Linked DNA regions of Mus musculus: region 1 is linked to region 2. A link is a contact called in ENCODE Hi-C data. All regions are on one chromosome and are shown on one strand. The core of a region is the stretch at or near the end of the contact, and the rest is flanking DNA. Distances in the headings are between cores, read along the strand shown. Region 1 overlaps Myt1l (myelin transcription factor 1-like). Region 2 holds the start of Myt1l (myelin transcription factor 1-like).

Region 1 (2,798 bases), core at 176-2,675, 170 kb before region 2:
CCCTCCCCGCCCCCCCCCAAAGACAACTGCAATGTCATGAGACAGTGCTCCTCAGAGAGAGATTGCACATAGTAGGCCAATTCTGGGAGAGTATCCTTTAGAAAATGCTGTCAATGAGTTTCCAGTCTAAGCATAAGTGACTGGTAAATGGACCCAGGGCAGGAGTCCTGAGCGGGATAGCAGGCCCTCCCCTTGCAGCAGGTACTGGATATAAAAAAAGTCCCCATTACAGGTGAGGAGAGGGACCACTGTAGCAGCAGGACCAGCCCACAGTTAAAGGGCCGAGCTGCTGGGAGCAAAGTGGCACTAGATTCTAAACTATTAATAACACTGTGCCTCCTCTTTCTGTTAGTACAGTGGTCACCGCAGCCCTGTGAGGGAGGCCACAGTATCCTGTACTTAAACGGCATGGGAGTCAGAATGTGAGCTTCACAATGGGTGGGTGGCCACAGCGTCTGTGCTGTTTCTTGATCAAAAGCCAAGAAAACATTGCACCACTCTACAAACACAGGTGGGGTTGTACCTGGAAGTGTCATCGTAGCTTCCCCCCCCCCCCATGAAATGCCAGCGAAACACATCTGCTCCTTTTATGAAGTGTTAGGAATCACGCTGAGTCATGAGATGACAGACAGCTGGCTGTTTGGTCTGTCAGATGCACGAAACACAATTTCTACCAAAGGGAAGGTGCCCTCCACAGCACACAGGCTTCCCCCAAGGCTCTCCTGTTGTTCCACAAACAGGAAGTAGTGCTGGGGACACTAGGTGCAAAGATTGGCTTCCCCAACAGCACTGAGCCAGGGAATCTGAACCGGGAGTTTCAGCCCCTGTCACTGAGCATACAGGCTCTGCATCCCCTCCAGGCTAGAGGGATGGGCAGCAAACACTTTTCTCCAAAGGGATTCCATGCTTCTGGCTGGTTGTCTGTGCTGGGGATACTCCATCATGCCCTGGCTTACTTCCCTCTTTTTTCCTTCCCTTCCCTGGATATGGATGTCAGCTGGTGAGGTCCTCCTGATGACACTTCCAGTGCCGTGCACTCAGAGGCCTCCCTCACTGACTCCTGTTTCTCCACCCCCTGTCCCTGTTCCCATACCATCCCTCTTGCTGTTCCTGTGGGATTCACTCTCGGGAGAAAGGCCATTGGTCATGAGATGCTCTGAGCTTACTACGGGGTTCACTATGGGTTGCTGAGCCCAGAGCACCAGAAATAGCTCCTTTGTGCACAGTCCTTCACATATGGCTAGACAAAACTGGTTTTGAAGCTCTTCTATTTAAACATATCCCCATGTTACACTTGCGTGTGGCTCCCAAAGAGACTTCTGCACTCTGCAGGATATGTGCTCGCAGCCGGAGAGTGCTCCGTGAACACTCCCATCTGTGCCTAGCTCCTAGGCTGATCTCAGTCTCTCCTCACAGAGATGGGAAGGAGCTGAATCCTGGGCAGGCTGCCAAAAACTAAACACTGGACAAAGGGACATACAGGCCTCATTTTCCTGTGGCCTTTAAGAGACAAAATTACCTTTTTACCAGTACAAATATTTTATGCTTTTCAAATAATATGAACAAAAAGGAAATAGCTTTGTGCAACTCAGGAGTTAGGTTACATGGTATTGTTTCTGAGGGTCACACAGACAACCTAGGCAGAGTTCAAATGAATGGTTGCAGTGGATTATTCGGAGCCACCAGTCTCACCTCATTCTACACAGTAGGTAGTTTCTCTCTCAGTGACTGTCTAGTGATGTGTGGAAACACATGATGTCACAAATGTGGAGAAAAGAAAATTGCTTCTGGTACCCAGAGAGCAAAGGCTGGGATCCTAGGACACCCTGGGAAGAACTGGAAGATCCTTTGACTATCAGCTTATGCATGGTAGCCTTTGCAAAAACCAGGATTTATCCTCTTGTCTGCTGCAGTTGGGGACATGTGGCCATGCCAAGCCACAGAGGGAGCAGGATTTGCAATGTTTTTGCTTCTATCAGTGCCTGTGAGGACATGAGGAGATGCCAACAGCTGTTAAAGTTAGATGGCCAGGCCTGAAGTGACCTCCTGGGAGCCAGGCAGCCTGCTGACGGCTGAGAGGTCTGGATACTCCCACAGCAAGCCCAGCCCAGCAGGGACCTCAGAACTCCTCATAGCACCAGTAGGCTAAACAATAAAAGCACTGGTGACCTGGAAACAAAGCTAAGACTGCACAGACAAGACCCAGTGGCTTCCATCCCCCTCCCCCCAAAGGTAGGCAGGCTAGCTCCTTTGTTCACTCTCACTGTGACAGCGACAGGATTTCTTTAGCCCCAGCGGCCACTCGCTAGTGGAAGTTACTAAATCACAGGAGCAGGTGCGGTTTTGCCCATCCAGTGTTGACCTTCCTGCAGAAGCAGATTCAGTCCTGCTTCTCAGCAGACCATCTCGGGATTTTCAGCAAGATGAAAGATCTAGATATAGCCCTTCAGAGGAAGGGCAGCTTCCCTTTTTGGCCTCTTTGTTTTTATTCAGTTTGAAAAGCATAAAAGGAAGTCTGGAAGACCGAACATTGGAAAACCATTCCCTAAACCCTGAAAGCTTGGTAAGGCTTACCATGGAATCTCAGGAAAAAGTACCCAGAAAAAAACAGGGTTTTCACAGAAAATTCCCTGTGCTCACATTTGCAGCCCTTGCCTGTTACATGGCACAAAGACTTATTCACAACCAGTCTCAGATCCTGTTTGTCATTTGCTGTTGAGGCAAGGTGGCTAAACTGCCACCTGCTCATCCAGACCGACTGTTTCCCTTAAACGATGGAAGTGCCATAACACAATGGA
Region 2 (2,807 bases), core at 86-2,585:
TCTACATGTAAAATATACCTGACTTTCTCACTTCAAAAGCTGCATCTCTTTTATAAAGTTAAACAATTAGAAAGACTCTCTCATGCTTGTGAAAGTGTTATGGGAGCTTTTGTTTGTGGTGTTAGCAAAAAGTATAAACACTTGAACAAAAGAGTTGTTAAACAAATCACTTTATCCCAATTAAATTAACAACATCATGATTGATAGCATATATAGTTTCAAGATATAAGAAATTTGTCGTGATTAAATTAACGCTCTGGTCAAACTCTACTGTATATTTTGTATATTTCACACTCAGGTGAATATTTATATTATTTATTATTTATTCAGATCTACCTGGAAAGTAGAGTGTGAAGACTCAACTTTTTGCTTATGAGGTGATTTTTAAAAAACCATATTCTGCTAGAACTTAGGTGCTGTTTTGTTTTTATGAACTTCAAACATTGAGGTTATTGTTTAAAATCTTTATTTGAGTTTATCAGTTTTATAAACATCAACAAACTTTCTTTCTATAATTAGACCAAGACAACAGTGCCTCAGGAGTAGCTAACATTCCCACAGCCCTTGCTTAAAATCCCTCCTTGTTTGTAAAGTGAAGTTAGCCACTCTCAGGAAGTTACTTCAGCCCAAATCACCGACCTCCAGACATGCAGTAAGTTTTTCGGTTTTCTCATTTTTTTTTATTTCTTTTTATAAACAAAAATCATTGTTCAGGCATGCAATCTATTACCCATTTTTGCTCTAAAGACCAGCTTCTGAGGACTGAAGACCTGTACCTCAGGAACCTCTCAGCCACCAGCCACGCTATAAAAATAACTTTAAAAAGGAACGAACAATAGGTCTGCAGCAGAAGCCATGAGCTACAGCAAAAACAGATCCTGACCCCTGAGTCCAAAGAATTAACCTAACGAGCATCACGTACCTCACACCATGACCACACCGCTCACAAGTGACGGCAAGTTCAATTTTGGTAACTGTGCTGGCTCAAAACACACAGAAAGAAAGAGAAAACCCTTTCCCCCACAAGTGGGAGGCCGAGGAGGACCACGCATAGCACCGAGAGGCAGGGAAGGTTGCTTTTGTCTTCAGCAGCATTGATTTCATAACCCACAGTCCAGGGAATCAAAAAATTGAAATACACCCACCAACAATGGGTGAGAAACCAGGAGGCCTCCAAGAAGACTGCAGGGAGAAGCTTTCTCGCTCTGTTTTGTGTGCAGTAGCTTAGGGGGAAAATGTCGCGCGGGCAGGAATGACACATGCAGCAGGAGAGGCTAGCGGGCCTAAGAGATCTGCTTTACCTCCACAGCCAGCCCCTAATGCACGCAGCTCCACTCATCCTCTCCTAGGCTTTTTTTTTTTTCCACTTTTTTTTTTCACGAGCTCCAAATCCCCGGCATATGACCTTCTGTTAAATAGATAAAAAAAAAATTGCTTATCAGTCATGCAAATGAGGCTGAATTCATTTTCCACAACAGATGGCCTCATAGATAATGATGATGGAAGAGAGAAAATTGAATGTCTCTCACAAGGTGGCCATGGCAACCGAGAGCAGAATAATATCAATAATAAGCTCACTGCATAATAAGGTTGTCAGTCCTACAAATCAAAGTCTGCAGCTAAATCAGGTATACCACCCCAGCTAGTTACCAGGTATGTATGTGTATGTGTGTGTGTGTGTGTGTGTGTGTGTGTGTGTGTGTGTGTGTGTGTGTGTGTGTGTGTGTGTGTGCATCTATGTATACGCTGACCATGAGAATAACCAGCAGTCCAAGCCACTTAATGTCCAGGGGTGGGGTTGGGGGGGGGCGTAGTTGCTAGATAATGAAATGACGATCCTACAATTTGACAGTTTTTTCTTTTCTTTTCTCTTTCTTTCATTATATTTTCTGCAGTAGCAGATACGGTTTCATGAAGGACCGGCTAACTAGCCATATTGAACTGTGGAGTGAGCCTGTGGGTGAGCTCCCCTCCCGCTAGCCTCCTCCTCACTCTCCCCTCTGTGTGCCCTGCTGCATCCTGCCTAGATGCAAGAGCAGCTCACCCGCCGCCGGAGGCTTCCACCTTGGCTCCCAGGGGGACATCCTGCAAAATGAATCAGCAGCCATCCTGAGCAGGCTGATTAAAATGAAAATGGCAAGGCACATGTCTGGGCGGAACTGGAGCTCGGCTTTGTTGCCTGTCTGACAAGCACGCTCAATATAGCTCTTGCTAATAATGGCTTACTGCCTTTCGGTTTTTAAAAAGGTATCACCCTTTCCTCTTAACCGACTGCTACTCGCGTGTGTGTGTGTGTGTGTGCACGCGCGCGCGCGCGAGCGCGCGTGTGCTTCACATGTGTGTGCCACGGGGGTTGTGGGGGGACGGATTGCTCGATTCTAATTTTCCACTGCTCACATGCAGACAGCCCGCCTGACAACGCTGTTATTTTAAAACTGAACTTAGTTGTCTTTCTTCTGAGGAAAGTGATGGTTAAGTCTTGGATGTGATGTGGAGGTTGACAAAAACAGGGATTTCTAGCCCAAGCCTTAGCCACAGAGCTGGGGGGAGGGGGTCATCTAATGCTTGCCTCTTTGGCTCACAGCCCAAAGCTAGAAGCAGCCCAGGTGAAGCCTGCTCCTGCTTGAAGCTTTTCTACCAGACTGTCTCCATTCTCCGGATCTCATGCAGCATACAGTCTGAACATGGGAAAATAGAAGCCACTGAATGCTGCAGTTGGACAAAGTTTATTGCAAATAAATCTCATTTCTTTTCAAAAATTCCCAGGTGTAACTTGAAAATCCCTTTTTTATAAACCATATTTTTAA

What was found. Hi-C counts contacts between places; a loop is a spot of excess contacts on that map.
Region 1: a loop to region 2 is called in a map of left cerebral cortex, with 2.5 times the contacts of the local background. The contact joins the enhancer-like site here to the promoter of Myt1l in region 2. A Hi-C loop is called at or near these places in 1 of 37 maps with a recorded cell type or tissue (left cerebral cortex).

Annotation. Positions count from the first base shown.
Region 1 is chr12:29,701,406-29,704,203 of GRCm38, reverse strand. All of the region lies in intron 3 of Myt1l (myelin transcription factor 1-like), which reads right to left. Among named protein-coding and RNA genes, the nearest start is that of C630031E19Rik, 16 kb to the right of the region's middle. Within about 2 kb of position 1,425, at least 3 of the 3 ENCODE cell types and tissues checked have a DNase peak (open chromatin) inside an H3K27ac peak, as active enhancers do; they include left cerebral cortex, where a contact is called at or near this core.
Region 2 is chr12:29,526,912-29,529,718 of GRCm38, reverse strand. Myt1l (myelin transcription factor 1-like) reads right to left here and starts at 1,335. Exons shown (of 25, transcript NM_001093775.1): 1 at 923-1,335. It overlaps Gm20208 (a long non-coding RNA gene), which reads left to right. Exons shown (of 4, transcript XR_381405.4): 2 at 1,479-1,653; 3 at 1,896-2,247; 4 at 2,585-2,761.